Linked DNA regions of Mus musculus: region 2 is linked to region 1. Evidence: chromatin loops called from intact Hi-C (ENCODE). Cell type or tissue: gastrocnemius. All regions are shown on one strand. Links, peaks and the distances in the headings refer to the core of each region. The heading gives the core; the rest is flanking DNA. Region 1 overlaps Tlk2 (tousled-like kinase 2 (Arabidopsis)). Region 2 overlaps Mrc2 (mannose receptor, C type 2).

Evidence for each region. A loop is a pair of places that touch in the nucleus more often than their neighbours do. Peaks named below come from ENCODE experiments on the same cell type or tissue, not always from the same donor. Only the 100,000 strongest peaks of a DNase experiment are listed, where the experiment ranks them.
Region 2: it touches region 1 in a loop (6-fold over the local background); 9 of 42 quality-filtered maps call a loop at or near these places.

Annotation. Positions count from the first base shown.
Region 1 is chr11:105,262,702-105,275,196 of GRCm38, forward strand. It overlaps Tlk2 (tousled-like kinase 2 (Arabidopsis)), which reads left to right. Exons shown (of 22, transcript NM_001112705.2): 17 at 4,452-4,541; 18 at 6,925-7,094; 19 at 8,398-8,536. Among named protein-coding and RNA genes, the nearest start is that of Mrc2, 24 kb to the right of the region's middle. In gastrocnemius, for the core only: a CTCF peak has its summit at 7,639; a DNase peak (open chromatin) is centred at 7,646; H3K27ac peaks cover 1,820 bases.
Region 2 is chr11:105,342,271-105,354,765 of GRCm38, forward strand. It overlaps Mrc2 (mannose receptor, C type 2), which reads left to right. Exons shown (of 30, transcript NM_008626.3): 19 at 823-923; 20 at 1,186-1,328; 21 at 3,940-4,054; 22 at 4,160-4,323; 23 at 4,450-4,558; 24 at 4,965-5,203; 25 at 5,329-5,497; 26 at 5,590-5,736; 27 at 6,037-6,156; 28 at 6,328-6,507; 29 at 7,298-7,324; 30 at 7,429-8,875. The coding sequence ends at 7,655. Among named protein-coding and RNA genes, the nearest start is that of Mrc2, 56 kb to the left of the region's middle. In gastrocnemius, for the core only: a CTCF peak has its summit at 5,696 (motif pointing right); DNase peaks (open chromatin) are centred at 4,335, 5,099, 5,707 and 6,442; H3K4me3 peaks cover 489 bases.

The sequences.
Region 1 (12,495 bases), core at 5,676-9,675:
GGAATGACTGATAGACACTGCCTCCTTTGTCTAAACTTTGGTCTTCTAACTAGAATTGTGTGTCTATTATACCTTCTCACTGTTTCCTCTTGGGGGAAGGGGAGGATCGTGGCACCTGAGATTGTCAGCCATTTCTCAGTTGACATATTGGGAAAGGGGTGTTCTTATGACCTCCAGTCTTGCCTGGGAAGAAATCTTTAACACTTCCACATTTGATTTTAACTAAGTGATAGGAAATCCTGCTATGAGCTTTATGCTATAAATAATGATAAGTTGAAGTTGGGGCTGGAAAGATGGCCCATTAGTTAAGACACTGGTTGTTCTTGCAAAGGACCTGAGTGTATTTTCTAGCCCCCACATGGTGCTTAAACCATTTGTCACTCCAGTTCACTAAGTAAATCTGTTTTTAAAAGTGGGTGAGTTGGTTAAGTGTCTAACTTCTCTGAACTTGGGTCAAGTACATAATAGATTTTGAAGCGTGCTTTGATAATTTAGCATTAGATTAACATTGAAAAGGAAGTATGCTTCAGTGTTAGTAAGCATTGCCCTGCTTAGTAAGGTCTTATTAAATTGTTTTTCTATTTGGGGGAGATTTCCCACTTTTGTTTGGAGCAAAATAATTTATTTGGTTAAAAAGAAGCTTAAAACATTCTTGTTGTGTTAAATTTTGAGTTGTATTCCTGCCTCTTGGGGATGGGAGAGGGGCATTGAGAGCAGGGTCTTAAGTATGCTAGGCTAGCATTTTGCTAGATGATAATAACCTTTAACTTCTCCTGCCTCCATTTGTATATTGCAAGTAGGATTATAAATGCATAACATCCACCATATAAAATTCTTTCCCTTCTTGTCTAAGCAAAATGCAAACTTGATATATATATATTACCCTTGCAGTATGAAAATAACGAATTACTATTTTTCTTTTAATTTGTGTAAAGCATGGGTGAGGCGGAGCTAGGGTGGAAGTGTATGATGTATGTGTACATGTGCATATTCATGTGGAAAATAGTGGTCTTCTTAGTCTCAGTCCTCCTTAGGATTTTGTTTTTTAATTAAATTTTTTTTTAAATTATGATTGTGTGGGTTTACATGCACACTTTTAACATGCATGTGAACTATCAGAAAACTGGTCTTGGGAGTCATTTCTTTCCAACCATCTATGTTCCAGAGACAGAACTCAAATTATCACATAGCAAGTTCTTTTTGTGTTGAGCCATTTCACCTTATTTATTTAAGACAGAGTATCTTCACTATAATTGGAGTTTGCCATTTTGGACAAGTGTCTTGGCCAGCAAACCCCCGAAGCTACTTGTGTCTATACCCCCAACACAGAGGCTTTAGTGTCACTGTGTCAGGCTTTTCACATGGTCCAGGGGTCCCAGTCTGGGTCCTTGAGCCTGCATAACAAACCCTTTACCCACTTGATCATCTATTCCTCCCTACTACATTTCTTTAATTTTCCAAAACATAACAAAATGTCTACAATAGGAAAAATTATTAAGCAGTCTTAATTAGTAAAAATAATTTATATCTATTTCTGTATTTATTTAAATTATTCTGGGTTGGAGAGATGGCTCAGCGGTTAAGAGTACTGTCGGCTCTTTTCGAGAGGTCCTAAGTTCAGTTTCTAACAACTACATTCTCACAACCATCTAAACTGAGATCTGGTCCTCTTCTGGCATGCAAGTGTACACGCAGATAGAGCACTCATACACAGAAAATTAAAAAATAATTTATATCCAAATTTATATGTCCTTATATAATAGCCTTATATTAAATTTTCCAATATAAAAGCAAGCATTCTAGAAATCTGTTTACATCATTCAATAAGAAGAAAAAAATGATACATTTTAGTGTATACATTTCTCCTGCTTTCTTATTTATAGTCCTTTAATCTATTGGGTGCTAATTAGAATGTTGATTGTGAGGGATCCAGATCAGTCATGCCTTGTTGGAGAAGGACAAAGCAATAGCCTGAGAGCCTGGCAGGGGCTGTGTTGGGCTTGCTGTTTCAGGGATTCCTGTAGTTGGTGAGGACTTTGGTATAAGTTGTTTGACATTGGGTCTCATTCTGTAGCCCAGCTGACTTTGAACTCATGCTGTTCCTCCTGCCTCAGTGTCCTAAATGCTGCTGTTACAGGTATGCAGTCACACCTGGCTTAGAGAATGAAAACTTTGAATGACACTTTCTTTCATTCTTAACTTTGTCTACCACTTGTTTTCTGTTCATTTACAATAAAAATGCTCTGTACTTTGAAATGTGCAAAAGTTACTCAAAGAGACATATTATAGTCTAGAAGTTTGCTGAACCAGAAGTGACTTGAACAGTGATCCCTTTTTTGCCATAGAGTTGCAAGTTGTTACTGGGTTTTTGTTCATAATTTTATTTTGTCAAAGGTAAAATATTGCACTGAATCCTAAGTAGAGCTATTTGGTGCAGTGGGATTTTGAGCCAAGGCTGTGTGTGCTCAGTAACCACAGGAATGCATCTCTAGATTTCCCACTCAGTGATGAAGAAGCCAGAGTCTAAGGACCCAGGTCCTCCGTTCTTCACTTAGTGTGTGTCTGCTACTCCCGGCCTTAGTATGGGCCTGTCATTTCTGTATAGGGAGACAGTGATGATAAAATGAAGCATTAGAAACAGCAGTGAAACTTAAAGTAGCATCTTGGCGTTAACTCCAAAGTATCCATTAGGAAAACCTTTAATAGTTACTGGGAGGCTTCTGTTCTTCCCTCATTTCCCCAGTTTTTAAATTTAATATTTTTTTAAGTTACGTGCTTTATGTGTACTTTTTGATATGTTGGAACATACCAGCTTCAGAAACAATTTTTTTCATTTATTTAATAGGAAATTTCTCTTTTCTGACTTCTTCCTTAAACAAACATCTTTTTTTTAACATCTTAAATGGTGTTAAGTTGCTTAAAGCGGTTTCTAGTTACTGTCTATAAAAAAAGAACCACTTTTAAAACCTTTTGATAAATATATGATGCAAATGCTCGTGCGTGTATGTGTGTGTGTCACTCTGTGTGTGTGTGTCACTCTGTGTATGCGTGTATGCCTTATACTGTGTGTGCAAGTGTATGAACCTACATGTAAAGACTAGAGGACAGCTTTATATGTTCCCCAGGAGCCATCACCGTGGTTTTCTGAGACAGGGTGTCTGTCTGTCTGTCTGTCTGTCTGTCTGTCTGTCTGTGTGTGTGTCTGTCTCATTCGACGTCATCAGATGGGCTAGACTGATGAACCAGTTAGCCCCAGGGACCCACCTTCCTCTGCTTCCCCAGCACTGGGGTCATAACCACTGGCCACTGCACCCAGCTGCTTTGAGCTCAGGACCGTGTTACTTGGTAGACAAGTAGTTTTTTGACTAAGCCAGGCCCTAGGGTGCTCTTTTGAAATTCTTTGTGTGGCTGATACATATCTCATATATATAATACACTTTGCTTTTACTTTTACTATTTTGAACTTGAAAGGTACGTTTTAAAACTTCTTTAGTTACATTTATTTTACTTATTCTGAGTAAAATAACACTGTAGGTCAAAGGATAAATTGTGGGATTCAGTTCTCCTTCCACCCTGTGGGTCTCAGGAATTGAATTCAGGTCGCCAGATTTGGCAGCAAGATTCTTACCTCCAGAGTATCTAGTGACCTCAAAAAGTCATTTTGTTTTGTTTCGTTTTGTTCAGTTTCAAGTGAAGGCATTTGTGGTGATTCATGCTTATAATTGCAGCACTTAGGAGATAGAAGCTAATGTCAGTAATCATCCTTCATTACGCTTCCACCTTATTTCATGAGATGTGGTCTCAGTCAGACCCAGAACTTGTGATTTGGGGGTTCTCTGTGTTTATCATCCGAGGCTGGGGTGCAGATGGGCTACCATGCCCACTCAGCGTTTACAAAGGTGCTGGGTCCATGTCTGCTCCCCATGCTTGCATCGCAAGCAAGCTCTTCACCAGTACACTGCCTCCCCAGTCCCCGGAAGCATTACTTTAGAAGAGAAGACTGTGATTTTTAGTATTGAGTATTAGCATAAAAGAGGTGTGGTTGTCACAGAAGAGTCAACATCCATTCATTTAAGAAATGCTTGAAGGCTGGAGAGATGTCTCAGAGGTTAAGAGCACTGACTGCTCTTCCAGAGGTCCTGAGTTCAATTCCCAGCAACCACATGGTGGCTCACCGCCATCTGTAAAGGGATCACTGCCTTCTTCTGGTGTGTCTGAGGACAGCTACAGTGTACTCACATACATAAAATAAATAAATCTAAAAAGATTTTTTAAAAAGAAAGACTGAGCACCTGCGATTTTTCTCAGTGGCTAGATAGGTTGAGGAAAGAGTGATTGGGTGAGATGACCAGATGTATCTTCCTGGAGCAAACGGATGCACATGCGGGGACGGGAAGTGCTAGAGAAGCGAGGGCCACGTGCTCTGTGTTGATGCTCCCTTGTGTTTGCAGGCATGCGTGTAGGGAATACCGGATTCACAAGGAGCTGGACCACCCCAGGATAGTGAAGCTGTATGATTACTTTTCACTGGACACTGACTCGTAAGTCCTGCTCCTCTTCCCTTCCCTTATCGTCCTGACATACTGAATACTTGTGGGATGGAGCTTAAATCTAGGCCCAGGAAATACTCTCTAAGTGAATTACATTTATTAATTTACAGGCAAATAGTTATAACAATTTAAATTTGGATCTCTTGACTAAAGAACAAGGGCACTGCATGCTGGTTAAAAACTGGCTTGACAGGGAGAGAGGATAAGGTGATTGCCAATATCTGTGGCATCAATATTTCTATTATGTCCAATATTAAGATACCAATTTTAAAAATTAGAGAACTTTATCCTAAATTATATACTTTCTTATTCATCCATCACAGTCGAATGAGTTTTCATGTGTGTCATAGATACATGGGCATTATCCAAGATCATTGTAGATGTTTTCACTCTCAGAAGAAACCTGAGCCTTTTTACTATTACCTCTCTGTTTTACTCTTCCTCTGTTTAAGCAGACACTGCTGTCTATCACCTTTAGAAGTCATGTTGTGGACAGTTTCACACATGGAATCATGTAGTATGTGTTCCTTTGTAATTGGCTTATTTAAGTTAGCATGGTGCTTATCCAGATATATGTTTGTTGTATTTAGGTGTCATTAGTTCCTCCCTTCTTATAACCAGGTCTATTTATCACACTCTGGTTAGTCTTATGTACAGTATCTAGCCAGCTCACCGTGTTCCCGAGAGTGTAGCAGTCAGTCCTTAGGAACTGGTTCCAGTTGCTGCTGACGTGCCACTAGCAGGCCCAATCTAGAGGCTGATACACACATCATCATCCTGTTATCCTAAAGCAGGATGGTTAATGTGACAAAAGGAAAGACAACCTAGTGACGCAGGTTGTTGGAATACAGGTTTCTGGGCAATAGGATTTTAGAACTGGGAGGGATCTTAGGGTTCAGGCTTTTCAAATATCAAAAAAATAAAATTATTAATGTAAGATCTTTGGTCCTCTTGATAATCCTGTGTATAGCAATAAGGTCAGTAAGCTGCAGAGCCTTTGGTTTATTCAGGGTTTAGGGACATTTCAGTGTTTGAAAACTTTTTTAGTTGCAGTTAGGCCTGAGTCAGGAGAACATAAGATACCTTAGGTCTTGCCCGTCGATGTTACATCACTCTCCTAAGGCTGTCTAAGAGTTTGGTCTATCCACCCAGAAGCTTTCTCAGACAAGCAGCCCTTGTGTAGACGTATATCCAAGAAAAAGAGTCTGACTCATTTCAGCATCTCAGATAAGAATGGGCATTTCAGATAGGCTCTCAGAGCATTACCATGCATTTTAGGTGTCATAAAAACTATAGTTTATTGTTCAGTCCTGAGATTCTGCAAGTGTGTGTTTGTAGTCAGTTGCAGTGTGGCTTGAAGTTCAGCTTATAGCTGTTTACTACTTCCTTTCCTTCTACTGCATTGGGGGGCATCTCTGGTAAGCTGTCAGTGGGCGCTCATCTGGGTTCAACCAGTGAGTAAGCACATAGCTCTAGTTTCCCTGGTGACCTGACTTCGAATAGCACCACCTTCTTCCTCTGACCCTCTGGCTTTAGGGTGCTAACAGTTTCCTGCTGTAACTAGTCACAAGGGTGCCTTACTGGACAGTTTGTCTTCTTAGATCTTCAGCTTGTAAATCAAAGCCTCTGTCTTCAATATTCAAGTGTTTTTTATTTCTTGGTTAAGTCCTGACTGATAAACCATAACCTAAAAAGATTTTTTAAAAAAGTATATATCTCTCAGGAATATTTTTTTAAAAAGTATATATCTCTCAGGAATATTCAAGTAGCTCAAGGAAACATACATCAATTTTAATACTTGGGGAGATAGATGCATTAGTTGTAGTGCCAACAATAACGTGCAATTTTAAATGGGGGATATGAGCGATATATTGGCATGAATATAAGTAAAAGAATCCGTACCATATGGAACACATTTGTGTAGTCTTCTGCCAGACATAGTATACAACTAGTTCTTGAGACCTGAGCAGAACTTAGACTCTTCCTTAGTGTATACACTTATATTGGACACGTGCAAGGATAATTGTGTGATTGATCACTGTGTAATAATGGACATGTGCTATGGGTATGCAGAGGAGACCCTGCTATAAGAGGGTGACTAGACACACATTACAGTTCTTGTCAGTGTTCTTAGAAGAAATGCGCCATAATGAACTTTGGCACAGTTGATGCCACTATGGAGATTGCAGAAGCTCATCTCCCAGAGAGCAAGTGTCTCGCCCTCTGAGCCTTTGGCAGCTGATAGAAAGGAATAGAAGAAGTTTTAGGAACAAAGGAAGGAATGGAAGCTCTGAGACCTGAGCTCTGCTGAGAGTGGTTTAGGTGGTTTGATCTGCTTTTTACTCCACTGTTAAATGCTGGTTTATGCCTTCAGGTTTTGTACAGTATTAGAATACTGTGAAGGGAATGACCTGGACTTCTACCTAAAACAGCACAAATTAATGTCGGAGAAAGAAGCCCGATCCATTATTATGCAGATTGTGAATGCTTTAAAGTACTTAAATGAAATAAAACCTCCCATCATACACTATGACCTCAAACCAGGTATGGCTAACTTTCAGGAGATATTATTAAATGACTTTTAAGTTTATTAAGTCAAAGAATTTGACAGGAGCCAAGAAGACCCAACAGTCTATCACTGTAGATGCCTGGGTAACGTGGGAAGAAGAGTCCTGGGCCGCTTGGTGCTGGGAAAGGGGGGATGGGTGGGGAAATAGTACCTTGTGTGCTGAACCAGGAAAATTAATGATGACATTTAGAAACAGCTGTTCTGGCAAGTTCTATTTTGGCTTTTTCCCATTACTCACAGAATGGAGCAGTTTGTCTCAGGTCTCCCTGATAAAGTATACATATGCCTTGCCTCATTTTCTTAAGGACCCAAGCAGTTTTTATCTTTTTAAATTATCATTTAACTTAGTAGGCATCAGGAAAAGGCAAGGAGCCTTTATCCCTTACTTTATATTTCTGTTAGCTCGCTTTTTGTCTGTTTAAATGTGTGTGCCTGTCTCCTTTTATGTGGAGCTATTGGCTGTGACCTTTAAGTTTAGCCACTCACCATTCTATTTCTAGAAAAGTCACTACACTTTTCCTGCTATAGGTGGCGCTGTGGCACCATTTTTGATTCCCAAGAATGTTTTCTTTATAATTCCCCTACCCCCACCTTCCTGAAATTGCTGTTCTAAGCTTGGTAGCATAGAGAGCACACTGAAAGTTCATGTGAAATTTTCCCACATATTTTCCTCCCCTCCCCTCCCCTCCCCTCCCCTCCCCTCCCCTCCCCTCCCTCCCTCCACCCTCCCTCCCATCCCCTCCCCCCCCCCTCTCTCTCTCTTTCTTTCTTTCTTTCTTTCTTTCTTTCTTTCTTTCTTTCTTTCTTTCTTTCTTTCTTTCTTTCTTTCTTTTTTCCTCCTCTTCCCCCGCCTCTTCCTCTTCCCTCTTTCTTCTTCTTCCTCCTCTTCCTCCTCATCTTCTTCCTTCTTCTTCTTCCTCTTCCTCTTCTCCCTCCTCTCCCTCTTCTCCCTCTTCCTCTCCTCCTCCTCCTCCTCCTCCTCCTCCTCTTCCTCCTCCTCCTCTTCTTCTTCTTCTTCTTCTTCTTAAAAAATCAACTGTACAAGTAATATTTTACTTTGGCAGGTCATTTTTGTTTCCAGTGCCCAGCGTGGATTTTGGCACATTAAACAGGCAATTCTAAGAAAATAGAAATTTCCAGTGGACACTGAGGATTCTCCCAAAGTTAGAATTAGACTGTTTTATTCCAAAGATTTAGAATTCACTTGTTCCCTTCTTGTGTGTCTTTTCTCTTAATAAAGAAGTCTCATTTTATTCATAAAGGTCTTTATCTTTTTAGGTAATATCCTTTTAGTAAATGGTACAGCATGTGGAGAGATAAAAATTACAGATTTTGGTCTTTCCAAGATCATGGATGATGATAGCTACAATTCAGTGGATGGCATGGAGCTGACGTCACAAGGAGCTGGTACTTATTGGTAGGTATCAGGGAGGAAGTCTGCCAAATCGGCTGGTGGGGAGGTGGCTCTGTTATACTGACTCCTTAGTGATTAACAATTAATCCTGATGTAGTCTGCTAAGACAGAAGTAGAGTTTTTAGTACTTTGATTTTCTATATCAATTTTTCTTCTATTTTCTTTCTGTTCTTGAAAACCCTTGAGAGAGTGCTTGTATAGTCTGTCCCCTGGAGATCTGTGTTTATTACACAGTGCTGACTGTACAAGCCAGCAGAGAACAGGGTTGTTTAGTTGCCTTAAAAAAATAGCCCTGAATTCTTAACAGTTCAAGTAGAAGCCTCTCCTTGTGTTAATAGGATGAGGGATTTGTTTCTAGGATGATGAATTGTTAAGTCAAGAATTAAGGATAGGCCTAAAACAAAACAACAAATCTATAGATTCCCTCATATTCCTGTTTGTTAGCATGTCCTAAAGGGTTTGAGACTCCTTTCTACTGAGCCCTGTGTCATCCTTCTCCCAGTCACCTGACCCCACCTAGCTCTGCCTCACAGTTCTGTGAGCACTCCTGCCTGCTATTGGCTTTTCACTAGTACTTTCTACAGTGAGAGTCACAAAGCATACCTGTGCCTGGGCATGTGATTTTGTGATTGTGACCTTGTGATTTTTATCCCCTTCTGAGGTTGTTACACAAAGCCACATTCTGCCCTAAATGGTTCTTAACCTAAAAAAGCCTCATAGCACAGGAGCGGTAAGTAGCATGCTGCTATATCCCAGGCTGAGAAAGCCCCGGGCTTAGAATTCTTTGTAGTAATGAGGGGCTCTAGTGGAAGCAGATGAAGGGGCGTGCCATTCAGAACATGCGGAATGAGCCCTGCTCTCCTAACTGAGCTTCTGATTGCTAGGTGGACAGTGAGCTGCGTTTCTGTTTCTCTGTACGCTTGGGGAAGTGGTGCCTATAGTCAAGAGTAAGTTTCTAAGTTAAAACCTTGAAATTCTATGTTTAAAATAGAGGTTACATTTATAGTGTTTACTTGACTTGGGAGATAGTGTGGGTTAGAGTGACTGTCACTAAGTGACACAAAAATGAACAGAGTTGGTACCTCTGGGAAAGAGGTTTGCACCTCTATTGTATAGGACTTGCACTTAAGCTTTGTTATGTGTTAGCGTGTTCTTTTTAAAAAGTGTGGACAGCCTCTCTCTCTCTCTCTCTCTCTCTCTCTCTCTCTCTCTCTCTCTTTCTCTCTCTTTCTCTCTCATATGTTTAAAATAGCTATTAAAAACTAATAGAATATGCAATATATAGTAGTACATACTTTAATCCCAGCACTAGGAGGCAGATGCAGGTAGATCTCTATGAGTATAAAGCCAGCCTGGTTTAAATAGTGAGTTCCAGGTTATCCAGGTACACAGCGAGACCCTGAGACCCTGTCTCATTGCTACCTGGTGCTATTTTTGCCAATTTATTAAAAAATAAATAAATAAATTCAGCAATTAAATTTGAAATAAAAATCATATAATGCTTTGCCCCCCCCCAAAACTTATTAGATAATATAAACAGTTATATGGGGTTGGGGATTTAGCTCAGTGGTAGAGCACTTGCCTAGCAAGCGCAAGGCCCTGGGTCCAGTCCTCAACTCTGGGGGAAAAAACAGTTATGTATATGAGTAATGATTAAAACTGGAGGATGGTTACTTGGTTATTTATTTGAGTGTTTTAAGTATATTTGAATATTTTTCCATAATGAAAAATAAGATAGAGGGTTTCTGAACTAGCATACATATGGTAGCATACACATTTAATCCTAGCACTCAGGAGGCAGAGGTAGATGGGTCTAAATGAATTTGAGGCCAGCCTCGTCTACATAATGAGTTTCAGAATAGCCAGTGCCATGTAGAAAGATCCTACCTATAAAGAAACAAATAGTTGGGCAGTGGTGGCGCATGCCGCCTTTAATAACAGCCCTCAGAAGGCTGAGGCAGGAGAGTTGAAGCAAGTGTTTCATGGTGACTTCAAGAGCAGCACGGCTACAAAGTGAGACCCTTACAAACCAAACCACGAGGTAATCGAGCCCAGGTGATGCTTTGGGCATTGTTTCTGAGCTTCACGTCTTCTCTGTGAGGATGTGGATTATGATAAAAATGGGCCTCTTTTTTTTTTTTTTTAACAATTCCTCCAAAAGCTCTTGGTAAGAAAGTACTATATTTGCTGTTTTCAGCATTATAAAAAAATTAGTTTTTTAAAATACTAATTAGTATAGAAAAAATTAGTTTATTTTTCATTTATAGAGAAACCAAATCTTAGAAGTTGAGTTACCAGACATGTACTGTTTAATTGAACTGTCTTTTACATTCTAAAAATCTTAACAAATTAACCACTCTACCTTTTGGATGAGTTCACTACCCCTGTTCTTCCCTGCCACCTCTTGGGGGGGGGGGGAGCCCTACATTTTTGCAGAAAAAATATATTCCAGCAGTCATTTTAGAATCAAAGTTATGCTGAGCAGTGGTGGCACACGCCTTTATTCCCAGCACTCGGGAGGCAAAGGCAGGCGGATTTCTGAGTCCGAGGCCAGCCTGGTCTACAGAGTGAGTTCCAGGACAGCCAGGGCTATACAGAGAAACCCTGTCTCGAAAAACCAAACAAAAAAATAGAATCAAAGTTACATTTGTTAGTACCCAAAGGTAAAGCGTAGTAAAGACCCGGCAACTATGAAATCAAGGGTCCAAGAAAGTTTGAATGCCACTTGGAAGAGCTGTTCTTATCATTTTTTTCTTTTGCTTACATTTTTTAAAAATATTTTTTCTCCCCTTTTTAGTCATAGTGAGTTGTATATCTTTCATTATTTAGGATAATTTGTTACGTTTTGTGTGGCACTGGAAATCCAACCTACAAACTCATCGCCACTGAGCTACACCTTCAGTGAATGTCTTAGGTACAAGTATATATTGTAAAATAATCTACCATAGGCTGTAGTAAACATCCATATGTCGATGAGAAAAATATGGAAGTAAACAAGTTTGACAGAGAATGTGGAAGGTTTTCCTTAGGCTGGACTTTGCTGCTCTGGGTCTACAGAAATTTATCTATTGTCTTCAGAATTCTGCCTTCCAGCGGGGCTGTGGCTAGGATTCCAAGCATAGTTCTTTGATTTCCTAAATGCTCACAGGTACCTGCCATACAGTTTGTTGTAGTCCTCTATCCTCTAGATTCTTTAGAGGCCAGTGGTGGGAGAGAAGAGGGTTAGGTAATGGTCTTTGTGTGGGTTTTACTGCAGTGTTTGTTAGTCTTTCCGCTGTCTCACCCAGAGTAGAAACATATATCTCCGGATAATTCAGAGTTTAGTGTTACTCTGAATTTTATATTGGAATTGTTGTAGTAAAAACTTCTAAAAGATGCTGTCTTAAATAGGCAGAATAGACTCTGCTTTCATAGATCTCTAGGTCTTGAATTTATTTGGATTTAAAACATTTATTAATTTTAGGAACTGGAAATGTAGCTTAGTAGAAGCTCTCATTCCATCTTTAGCACCCTAAAAAAGATTGATTTTCGAGAAGTCTCCTTTGGACAGCATGAAAAGAAACCTCTCTTCTTTTTTGGCAGAGGGTGGGGAGGGTGGGGGGGGGTTCGAGACAGGGTTTCTCTGTGTAGCCCTGGCTGTCCTGGAACTCACTCTGTAGACCAGGCTAGCCTCAAACTCAGAAATCCTCCTGCCTCTGTCTCCCGAGTGCTGGGATTAAAGGCGTGCGCCACCATGCCTGGCTCAACTTCTATTCTTTTTAACTGTGTGGTTTAAAGCTATCATAAAAGGGATTTTGTTTCTTTTGTGTCACTTCATGTTTAAAAAAAAATATATTTGGGCTGAATATATCCATGGTAGAACACTTCCACACTTGAGACCCTGGGTGTGATCCTAGTTATCACCATCAGTAAAGAATACTACCAATGACAAAACTTGTGAATGACACTTGGAGTAGACACAA
Region 2 (12,495 bases), core at 3,260-7,259, 77 kb after region 1:
CCACCCATGTGTGTATGTGTGCTGGGAACTGAACGGTAGTCCTCTGGAAGAACAGTACACACTCTTAACCGCTAAGCCATCCATCTAACCCCTCAATGATGGGGCCAGTTTCTACCTAGATGTACAATTTTTAAAATGACAAAAATCCATGATTTGCTCCAGAGTGCTATTGCTTGCATACCATGTAGGTATTCATGCAGATACTAGTTTGTCAAGCTTCGGATGGCAAAATGCTAAGTGACTGCATCTGCTATCGTCCACCTGGTTGTTGCTTCTCATTCTGAAGACTCTGGGGGCATGTTGTGTGACAGGTCACAGTGTCACTTCCAATTCTCAGTCAGACCCACTAAAATAGAGCATTCATGTCCTTAAGATACAAGACCTAGCAAAAAGCTGCTGGATACCACAGTGTTCTGACAACAAGCAATTTTAAGCCCTTACTACAGCATCTAGCACGCACTGGATGCTACATGATGGTGGCACTCTCCTGTCATACCTGGGGTCACATTATAAAGAAAACTGGCCAGGACATGGACCAAGCATACGCTGGTCTACAGGACTCTAGTCAGTGCCTGCCTTACGTGAATTAGGGCCTTTGAGGCAGGAAGACCAGGGATTGGTGGAGATCTGCGCACTTCTTTGCTGTAAGGGTTTTCAGGCGTCTGAGAGAGGTTAGCGTATGCTGGGTGGGGCTTTAATCAGAGGCTGTAGGTCTCTGGCTGCCCTGGGCTCTGTGCTCCTTCAGCCCCATTCCTGGTCCCCTTCTACAGCTTCCAGTGCTGTATATGGAGGAGGCTGAATCTGTGCTCTGTGACTCTGTAGGTGGACAGATGGTTCTATTATAAACTTCATCTCTTGGGCACCGGGAAAACCTAGACCCATTGGCAAGGACAAGAAGTGTGTATACATGACAGCCAGACAAGGTAAGGATAACGAGGACCAGAGAGGGTGTTGTCAGCACAAAGAAGGGGATATGGTAAGGGTTACCTAGGTGGGGGGGGGGGGGGGACTGGTCTCTTCTCTTTGTGAACAAATCCAAGAAGGGCTATATCCAAGGATCAATGGATGGTCCATGCCTCCAAGGACACAGAACTTGAGCTCAGCCCATATTCTCAGGGCATGGGACCAAGAGTGCTGCCTGCCCTGCCCGACCCTAGGGTAACCATTCTCTTTTCCCCTTCACAGAGGACTGGGGGGACCAGAGGTGCCATACGGCTTTGCCCTACATCTGTAAGCGCAGCAATAGCTCTGGAGAGACTCAGCCCCAAGACTTGCCACCTTCAGCCTTAGGAGGCTGCCCCTCCGGTTGGAACCAGTTCCTCAATAAGGTAGGGAGTTGGGAAGGGACACGGAGAGTCAGAGGAGAGGATGGGAACAGGTGTTGGCTGAGCCTCAGGCATCCCCCCAGCTGTTCTGCCACACCTTTCATCTGTCCGCACACACCTCTCTGTGCCAATGAAAGTGAGGTTCCTTGGAAAGTGGCTCAGTGTTGGTCCACCAGGGAGCAAAATTATCTAAATACTTTGGTGAGTTTTCTAGACCAATAGTTGTCAAGCCTTTTGATAATGAACTCTATTAATAAAACAAATTATTGAGCATTCGTACCCAATCTGTGTGTATATGTTATTTATGTATATGTACATGTGCATGCAGATAAAATTTATAGTTACTCCTATACTACAAAACTATCACCACATGGAGTCAAATATGCACAAGAACAGAACTAAAAACAGATAAAGATAAAAATAGTATCTTTTAAAATTCTCCTATTAGAGCCAGGCAGTGGTGGTACACACCTTTAATCCCAGTACTTAGGAGGTAGAGGCAGGCAGATTTCTGAGTTCAAGGCCAGCCTGGTCTACAGAGTGAGTTCCAGTACAGCCAGGGCTACACAGAGAAACTCTGTCTCGAAAAAAAAAATCTCTATTAGTAAAACAAAAATATGTTTGGGCCATGTGACTGATCAATTATAATAATTAATATTTATGCAATTTTAATAAGAACATATGACTACATACATTTCATTTTCTTGTTTTGCAGAATAAAAATCCATTTATTTTTCATTTGATTTTATTTTTCCACCGATACATAAAAACACAAGAATGATAGCTATTCGGGGGATGCCATGTAATATTTTGTACATTCGTACATTGTATAATGCTTATATTAGGGTAAATGCATCTGTCCCCTGAAGTCATGGTCTTGTTTTAAGGAAAACCATCCCAAGTCCTTCCTTCTAGCTGTTTGACATACTCAATATGTTCTGCCCTGCAGTTACCTCACTGCAGGTGACTTTATCGTGGCGTTACCTTACTGCACACTAGCACCAAAGAACTAGATTGCACATAACCGTACCTCAGTACTCAGTGGCCAACCTTTCCCTGTCCCCATTATGCCCACTGACTGACTCTGCTCTCAACTTTTTTTTTTTTCTTTTTGGGTTTTTAAGACAAGGTTTCTCTGTGTAGCCTTGACTGTCTGGGAACTCACTCTGTAGACCAGGCTGGCCTAGAACTCACAAAGATCCACCTGTCTCTGCCTCTGTCTTGTGAGTGCTAGGATTAAAGCCGTGTGCTGCCACCCCTTTTGAGACAGGGTCTCATGCAACCTAGGTTATCCTTGAACTCACTATGTATGACTGAACTTTTGAAGGTCCAAATGCAGGAATCACAGGTTTATGCAGTTTTAGGCAGTGCTAGGAATAGGACCTAGAGTCTCTGCATGCCAGGCAAACACTTTACCAACTGAGCTATATGCCCCATCAGAAGTTTATTTTTTGCATGCTTAGGTGTGGTTGGCACATGCATGTATGTGCACAGGCCAGAGGTTAACCTTGGGTATTTCCTTAATAATATATAAACCTTATATACAGAGGCAGGGTCTCTCATGTAAGCCCAAAGCTTGCTGATTTGGCTGGTCTAGCTAAGCAGCTTGCTCTAGACACCATCTGTCACCATCTCCCGAGTGCTGGCATGACAAGTGGCCCCCAAACTTAGAGCACTCACATGCGTGCTGGGGATATAAACTCTGGTTCTCATGCTTATCCAGTAAGCACGTTATCCATCCCCACATGTGGACGAAACCACACTGTGTTTCTTTCTGTGTTCAATTTTAAACATTCTTTCCCTTAATTTTTATTTTTTTAATTTTATGCCAGCATGTATGTGTGTGCACCTCTTATGGGCAATACCCATTGAGGCCAGAAGAGGGCATGAGAGCCCTTGGGACTGGAGTTACAGACAGTTGTGAGCTGCTGCTGTGTGGAGCCCAATCCAGGTCTTCTGGGGGGAGCAGCTGATGCTGAGCCATCCTTTGCAGTAGAACCTAAAGGTTTTCTTTTTCTTGACAACATTTAGAAAATTGTCTTTCTTAGTGTTTTAATTTGGGCACAATGGTATATACTTGTAATTCAGACCCTGGAAGGCTAGAGGACAGTGGGGCCACAAGGAGAAACTTCTCAAAACAAAAGTTCAAACAACAACGAAAACTCAAAAAATGAAAAGTGGGAAGGACTTAGGGGTTTGGCTCATTGGTAGAGTGCTTGCCTAGCATATGTGAGGCCCTTAGTCAGACAGGCAGACAGACAGACAGACATGTGCATGTTTGTACAAACACTCGCGCGCACACACACACACATACACATAAATAGTATTCAATACTAGGGAGTCTGAGGCAAAAAGATCCTGAGTTCCAGGCCAGCTTGGGCTACATAGCAAGACCCTGTCTCAAATAATAACAAGCTCCCCACCCACCACCACTAGAATGTGGGCATTTGTGACTTCTGTGCCAGGATGGGAGGGTGGGGCTTTGTCCAGGGAGATCCAGACGCCCTGTGTATGAAAGCCCAGAGCATCAGCTGCTGAGGGCTACCCAGCAGGGCTTCTGGGTATGTGGACAGGGATGTAGAGCTGTGTATCAATTCCATCCCCTGCTCCACAGTGTTTCCGAATCCAGGGCCAGGACCCCCAGGACAGGGTGAAATGGTCAGAGGCACAGTTCTCCTGTGAACAGCAAGAAGCCCAGCTGGTCACCATTGCAAACCCCTTAGAGCAAGGTAGGGTCAACCTATGGGGAGGTGCTGGTGTCTCCCCACAACTCGCTACAGCAGAGCAAACAGGGGCTACCCCATCACTCTTTCCTTTCTTCTGGGGGACTGCAGCATTTATCACAGCCAGCCTCCCCAACGTGACCTTTGACCTTTGGATTGGCCTGCATGCCTCTCAGAGGGACTTCCAGTGGATTGAACAAGAACCCCTGCTCTATACCAACTGGGCACCAGGAGAGCCCTCTGGCCCCAGCCCTGCTCCCAGTGGCACCAAGCCGGTGAGGACCCACACCACAGTGCTTTTCTCTGTCGCTGTCCCCCTCTCCCCTACCTCGCCCTTCCAGCCTCAGCTGTCCTTAGATGGGGCAGCCACTGAGGTTCCCCTAAGTAGCCTTTTCCCCCAGACCAGCTGTGCGGTGATCCTGCACAGCCCCTCAGCCCACTTCACTGGCCGCTGGGATGATCGGAGCTGCACAGAGGAGACGCATGGCTTCATCTGCCAGAAGGGCACAGGTACACGCAGCTGCTACACAGAGACACCCCTGCACTGGCTAGCTGCTCTGGGCCGGTCCAGAAGGAACCAAACATTGAATCTCTTTTCAGGGGCCATAGAGGTCCCTCCAGAGTCATGTATCTGCTTGGGAAGCAGGTGGTCTGCGGGGGGGGGGGGGGTGTGTGTGTGTGACATGCTGCTATGTCTAGGGTCAGAACCCCTGAGGTTCAACGTCAAGGCATCTCCAGCTCCTTCTGCATGTTAGCAAATAGAAAGCTCACTGATAAGGATGGCGACTGGCCATCCCCAGTGGAGACCTGCTCTGAGTCTGATGTCTGGTTTTCCCTAGCTTAGTCTCATACCTGGGAATGGGGTAAGGGTGGATGGGGCAGAGCTCGGTCTGAGTCCTGCCCCCTTTCCCTGTAGACCCCTCGCTAAGCCCATCCCCAGCAGCAACACCCCCTGCCCCGGGCGCTGAGCTCTCCTATCTCAACCACACCTTCCGGCTGCTGCAGAAGCCACTGCGCTGGAAAGATGCTCTCCTGCTGTGTGAGAGCCGAAATGCCAGCCTGGCACACGTGCCCGATCCCTACACACAAGCCTTCCTCACACAGGCTGCACGGGGGCTGCAAACACCACTGTGGATCGGGCTGGCCAGTGAGGAGGTGGGCTCCTAGGTCAAGATTTTGCCTCGCTTACCCCCACCCTACCTTCTGCCTTGATTTCACTTCCTCCTTCCACCTTGAGAGTATGTTCCCTTTATTCTCACCTATGGCTACCTAATACCCAGGGCTCACGGAGGTATTCCTGGCTCTCAGAGGAGCCTCTGAATTATGTGAGCTGGCAAGATGAGGAGCCCCAGCACTCGGGAGGCTGTGCCTACGTGGATGTGGATGGAACCTGGCGCACCACCAGCTGTGATACCAAGCTGCAGGGGGCAGTGTGTGGGGTGAGCAGGGGTGAGTACCACCCGTGAGGGCCAAGGCTTGCGCAGGTGCAGGTGGTTCTGGGAAGATGTTCGGGCTACGTCTTCAATTCTGCACTCCAACAGGGCCCCCACCCCGAAGGATAAACTACCGTGGCAGCTGTCCTCAGGGCTTGGCTGACTCGTCCTGGATTCCCTTCAGGGAGCATTGCTATTCTTTCCACATGGAGGTGCTGTTGGGCCACAAGGAGGCGCTGCAGCGCTGTCAGAAAGGTGGGTGAGAGCAGCCTAGCCCAGATCCGGGACTCTGAGGCCTGGAGAAAGAACTTCCCCTCTGCCTATAGGCACTTATCTCAAGCTCCCCTCGCTGTTTAATACACAGACCATGTTGTGTCATCTACAGAATATCCCACGGTCCACAAGTGCTGAGATTCACACCATCTTGCACTTGAGCTGCCAGAGAAGAGTGCCGGGGTTGCTGTGAAGCGGGAGGGGGGGGAAGTAGTTTGGGGGGGGGGTCTATCACCATAAGGAGAATCTGCTTGTCCTGACATGGGCTTTCTTTGTGTCCAGCTGGTGGGACGGTTCTGTCCATTCTTGATGAGATGGAGAATGTGTTTGTCTGGGAGCACCTGCAGACAGCTGAAGCCCAAAGTCGAGGTGCCTGGTTGGGCATGAACTTCAACCCCAAAGGTGGGTGCTCTGTGTACGGGAAGGGAAGGGCTCAGGCTGCAAGAGGGATGCTTACCACTGTCTCCAGGCTTGTGAAAGTACAGCAGTGGATCGTGGTTATCGCCTCCCACCTAGAAACCCCCCTTCCACCTATTCCCATTCCCACACCTTCCCAATGGGTTCCTTCCACAGGAGGCACGCTGGTCTGGCAAGACAACACAGCTGTGAACTATTCTAACTGGGGGCCCCCTGGCCTGGGCCCTAGCATGCTAAGCCACAACAGCTGCTACTGGATCCAGAGCAGCAGCGGACTGTGGCGCCCCGGGGCTTGTACCAACATCACCATGGGAGTTGTCTGCAAGCTCCCTAGAGGTAAGCCAGGATCTCGGTCAACAGCTGGGCCCATAGCTGGACTCACAGCTGGATGTCCAGCTGGGTCTAGGGTTACTTGATATACAGGGGCATCTGCTTTGGCCGGAGGGCATCAAGTACATTAGTTTGCAGCAAGGACTGACGCAGGGCCTCAACTTTCCAAAGTACACATAAGCCCAGAGGACAGCAAGCCCCATCATTCTATAGTGGTTAGGGACAAGGGATGGTCAAGCCCTGGACACTCACGTATTGACTCTGAGGCCTGGGGATATAGTCCATTTGGTAAAGTCACGCAAGCACCAGGATCCGAGTTAAGATTCCCAGCACCCCAATAAAATCCCAACATTGAGTGCCATCACCTGTAACCCTAAGACAGAAAGGGAGACGTGTATTTGTGTTTTATAGGCCCCTGGAGCTCATTCACCAGCCATGAGCTGAATCCATACGTTGTAGGTTCAGTGGTAGACCCTGCCTCAAAACACCGAGGTAGAGAGGCATCAAGGAAGACACAGTGCAATAACCTTGACCTCTGACCTCTACGCACATGCACACTCACAAGTATCTGCTTATATTCACCTATAAGAACACATACATAGACACACACACACCTGTCCCATCAGCTTCCTCATATATAGAACGGAAATAGTAGAAGCCAGGTCCTAGAGTCCTGGGAGGTTCAGTGACTCTGCAAGGTGACATTCACAAAGCAGTTCACAGGCACTTATTTAAATTGTGACTATGATTTCTGTGAGGACTGATTGTGATTCTCTGGCTCTCTCCTCTCCTACAGTGGAAGAGAACAGCTTCTTGCCATCAGGTGAGTGGAGGGAATGAGCGAGCCCCGGCCTGGTTCTTTCGCTGGCTCCTCTGTCCCTGTGGTCATGACTGGGGCCTGATGTGAACTCCCCACCTCCATCTCAGCAGCCCTCCCCGAGAGCCCGGTTGCCCTGGTGGTGGTGCTGACAGCGGTGCTGCTCCTCCTGGCCTTGATGACGGCAGCCCTCATCCTCTACCGGCGCCGACAGAGTGCGGAGCGTGGGTCCTTCGAGGGGGCCCGCTACAGTCGCAGCAGCCACTCTGGCCCCGCAGAGGCCACCGAGAAGAACATTCTGGTGTCTGACATGGAAATGAACGAACAGCAAGAATAGAGCCAAGGGCGTGGTCGGGGTGGAGCCAAAGCGGGGGAGGCAGGGGCCCCAAGGGCGTGGTCGGGGTGGAGCCAGAGCGGGTAAGGCAGGGGCCCCAGGTCAGCAGGCCCCCATCACCCATCAGCCCAGTTGTCTTTGGATGGCAACCCTTGGGAGTTGCTACTGGGTGCCGGGGGCATAGCTTGCCATGGGGTGGGAGTACCCAGCCTACCATAGAGGCTAGGCTGAGACTTGGCAGTGGGTCATGTTCCCCTTTCCCTTGGGCCTGGGATCGTGTCACCTGGACCTGGACCCCATGGCAACTGGAGGCAATATGAGAAGGGACATGAGCTTATTCATGTCTTTTCCTCCCCAGATCCCTGAGCCTAAACCTGCTGACCTGCAGCCTAGGATTCTTTCCTATCTGTAGGCCTGGAAAGCCTGCCCCGTCCCTTGGGGTGGCTCTCTGTCACCTCTCCTACTCGGCTACATCAGCTCTGTCTCCTCACCCTGCCCTCGTGCCTTTTTTTCCACCCAGTGCCTCCTTCTGAGCCATGGCCCTGGGACTTGGGTGATCTCTCTCTCTCTCTCTCTCTCTCTCTCTCTCATTCTCTCTCTCTTTCTCTCTGGGTGGGGGTCAGCTGAAGAGGCTGGCCAAGCATCTGTCACTCCTGTGCCTGCTGGAATGGACCTAGGGTATGGCAGGAGGGAGCCTAGGTGGCTCAGGTGTACAAACCAGGGCACCGGTGTGGTGTCTGCTGGAGTAGAGATGGAACTTCGGAGAGACACCTTATCCACTCACAGGGTGTCATCTCCTGCTGGTCAGGGGAGGGCTCTGTCCTTGAAAGAGTCCCCTGTGGGGACCAAAATAAGTTCCCTAATGTCTCCGGCTTCTGGCTCTGGCTTGGAGAGAGGGAAGATGGTTTGGAGGGGGAGGGGCGCTGGTGAGGCTGTAACCTGGGACAGCACCAGGTGCTACCATCTGGTGTGGCCTAGGAGACCAACTCATGGAACCACTCAGCACCTTTTTCCAGAGGAGAGTCCCAGCCAGGATGGAGAGTGCCAGTCCCCGTGTCCCAGTGCAGGACGATGTGAACAAAAACTCAAAGCGGACCCTCTATTGTAGTTCTTGATTCTCGAAATGTGCTATTATTGTTTGTCTTTTTTTTTTTTTTTTTAAAGAAGGAAAAAGAGAAAAAGAATAGCAAACAAATAAAAACCTTCCAGAGGCTTGAGAAGTCAGCGTTTGTGCCTCCTTCTCTGCAGAGTCTGACCCCCGCAGCCCTGTAGGGACAGATGGCAGCTCTGTCCAGTTGTTTCTGTAGCCTGCCATTTTGCCTCTGAGCTTTTGGCTCTCCTCAGGAGACAAGTCGTCCCTGCCTACAAGCGTGTGAACTTGGGCACCTGAGCTCATTGTCCCATCAGCTTGAATAGGGCGTAGAGGATCTCCTAGGGTTGGGCTGTCGGAAAGATGCTTAAGGATGTGGTGAGTGTCCTTACCAAGTGCCTCTGAGTGCATGCAGTAAGCACTCCATAAATGCTAACTGCTACTCTTATTTCTAAAGTTTTTTTTTATTACATTGTGTGTGTGTGTGTGTGTGTGTGTGTGTGTGTGTGTGTGTGTGTGCGTGTGTGTGTGTAGGGTGAGCAATATGAATACCTGGACCAGAGTGGGAGCAGAGGGTCCCTAATGTCTCAGAGGACCGACAGGGTGACTGCAGGAGTGTGGCTGAGTGGGTGCAGGCCAGGACGCAGTGGCATGGTGGATACTGTAAGGAAGGCTGCCAGTGGGAATGGCTGATCTGATCTTTAACAAGTTCATTGTAACCGCGGTAAGGGACACAGACAATGGATGGGAGATGGGGGAGGGGAAGCAGAGGAAGCCCTTGCAATCATTAAGACCTCAGAAGATGGTGGCTGGTTTGGCCTGGAACACTAGCGGTGGTTTAGAGGCGTTGTGCGTTCTCAGGCTTACCCTGTCCAGGACTTTTAAAATCTTAGTTCTACTTGTTTTGGATAGGCAGTGTGGTCATGTGGTTCAGAGCCTAAAGGAGTGAAAAGAATACATAAAGACACCCATTGAATGTTCTCGCTCCTTCCCTTGCCCATCCACCCTGGACGCTCCTGCCATGATGGTTTTCCGAGTCTCTTTCCAATGTTTGATTCAGGCTGGGGGAAGCCACTAGGAAACATGGGATCTGGATTGCCCAGGGGGACAGCAGATCAGCTGCTTTCTGCCGGGATCAGATGTGCAGGATGAATGGGTGGGACCGCCCAAGACAGAAGAACTCTAGAGAGTCCGTGAGCTGCATTCCTGAGTGTGTGTGTGTGTGTGTGTGTGTGTGTGTGTGTGTGTGGGCTCCTCCAGCTGTCCCTACTCTGCAGCTCTCACAAGACCCATGGGAGATAGGTAGGCCAGGCATTCCGGAAGGGACGGAAGGGACCGTCAATCCAAAGTAAGGTCCTTAATGATTAACCCACTTTACCTTCAAGTGATTTGCTCTCCAAACAGAGGCCAGAGTAGCCCCTTTGTGAGTCGAGTGCTTTGCTACTAGCTGTGGCTCAAGGGTTGCTCTTCAGGCTGCTGGGAGCGGCTCTGAGGGCAGGGATGCCAGTGACCATTGCCCTGAGAGAGAAGGAAGCAGCGTGGTAAAAAGCAGTGTGAGCTCTATTGGGTCATTTGAGTAGTTGAAGGAATGAGGCTCCAAATGTCCAGTGCCACCCATCTATTTGAGAGAGAGACAGAGAGAGAGAGAGAGAGAGAGAGAGAGAGAGAGAGAGAGAGAGCATGTGCATGCCAGCAGCTGACTGGGTAAGCAAGCCTACTGACCCCAGCAGCCCCAGAAATCTACCTATCTGTACCCCCAAGAGTTACGAGCATAGGCAGCTGCTGCTCCTGGGTTTTATGTGGGTGCTGAGGATTCGAACCCAGGCCCTCACCCTTCCAGGGCAAGCATGAATTGACTCCCCAAACCTTGACAAGTTAATTTTTCCTTTTCTTTCTCTGGTGACTGGAGTCTTGCCAGAGGCCACATTCAATCCAAGTTTGTCCTACAGCCTCTTAGGCCTGGGGGCTCCCCAGAGAGTATGTTCTAAGCCTTCCTGCAGAAGAGTTAGGGAATGTTCCCGTAGTTCTCTGAGTGGTCAGGAAGAAGGCTCTGGACCTGGCCACTTGCCCTCTGGCTCCCAGCCAGTTCTAGTTTTAGAACATGTGACAAGGACTTCTATCTTCTGGTGGGGCTCAGTTCAGTTGACCACGAAGCATCTCTTCTGTGTGCCAGGTTCTCTGCGGAGCCTGCTGAGTGGCAGATGGCCTGAGACCTGTCCCAGGCCTGAGCGAAGGGCACTGTCTACCAGGCACGGAGCCCAGCTTTCCCTTGCAGGTCTGAACTGGCCCAGCTTCGAGCACCTGAATATTCAGTGACAGCTCAATGAATCCATGAATGAATGGGAAGACAGGGCAGCTCTCCAGAGAACAGCATTCCCCTATCTCCTATCAAAGCAGAGATGGCCTCCTCCCAGGTACCCTGGCAGAGCAGGCCTGGCCCAGTGGGCAGCTCTCTGAGGCCACAGGGGCAAGGAGCCAGCCAGCCTCACCACATGGCTATCCTGGAACAGAGCCGCCCAAACCTGGTCAAGCTGCCTGGACCAGTGGGGCAGGAGTCTCTGGCAGACCTGAGGTAAAGAACTAGCATCGTGAGGGAAGGCAGAAAGGAGACACTCAGGGAAGTCAGAAGAGGACAAATGAGGGATTGAAGAGGGTCCAGCATGAGAAGAAAGTGCCCAGATCTTCCCGCAGGCCTGACTTTCCTTAGGAGGGTGTTGCCAAGAGGCCTCAGGGAACTGCTGACTTCAGTCTTTGGCTCCCATCAGAATCAGCTCCATTGCATCAAAGGGGAGGGGCTGGCTTTAACCCTTCCTTGTCTGAAAAGCAAGTAGTTACAGACACTAGAAAGAGGTCTGAGCAACTGCCAGGCACCAAGGTTCAAGGCCATGTATTCAGAGAAGCCAAATACTGAATTTATCAGTTGGCTGGTGGCTTTTCTGGGGATCCCAGGCAGTGACACTTTTCTAGTTCCATCCATACTGTCTTACTTCCAGACACCCCTGAGGTCTGTGGGGTGTCTAGCTGTCCATAGGGGAGACACCTGGCCCTCTGTTACTGTGGGGTGTCCAGCTGTGTGTGTGCGTGTGTGTGTGCGTGTGTGTGTAGACACCTGGCCCTCTGTTACTGTAGGGTGTCCAGCTGTGCCAGGCAGGGGGAGACACCTGGCCCTCTGACACTGTAATTCCATCAGCTTCTGCAGATTTGCACTGTCCTCCTCCCTTGGAATTTGAGGAAAGTGCGAGGTGTCCTCCACGATAAGGACAACAAACTGTTATTAGACACAATCTCCCCTTGCTATTCCAGTGGGTTCATTCCACGATCTGCTGCTGCTCTCTATATGCACGGCTGTCCAAGTCCAAGCCCCTTGTATAAAATGCATTATATAAATAGTATCGTATATAGTCTCCATTCCCTCATATATGTTAAATAAATGCTCGAAAACCTGGTCCTCCCTGTTGGTCAGCCCTCTCCTACCACCTCAGTTTCCCTCTCCTGGACTCCACAAGCCATTAAAAACCTTGTTCTCTTCTCGCTTCCTTGGCTTTGTGCTACTGTTGTTAATGCTGTGAGTGTGGGTGTTTTGCCTGTGCATGTGTTTGTGGACCACACACAGGCTTAGTGTCTATGGAGGCCAGAAGTGGGAATTGGATATCGTAGAACTGGAGTTACAGGTGGTTGTGAGGCACTATGTGGGTGCTGGGAATTGAAACCTAGGTCTATTGGGTGAGCAGCCAGGGCTCTTGACTGCTGAGC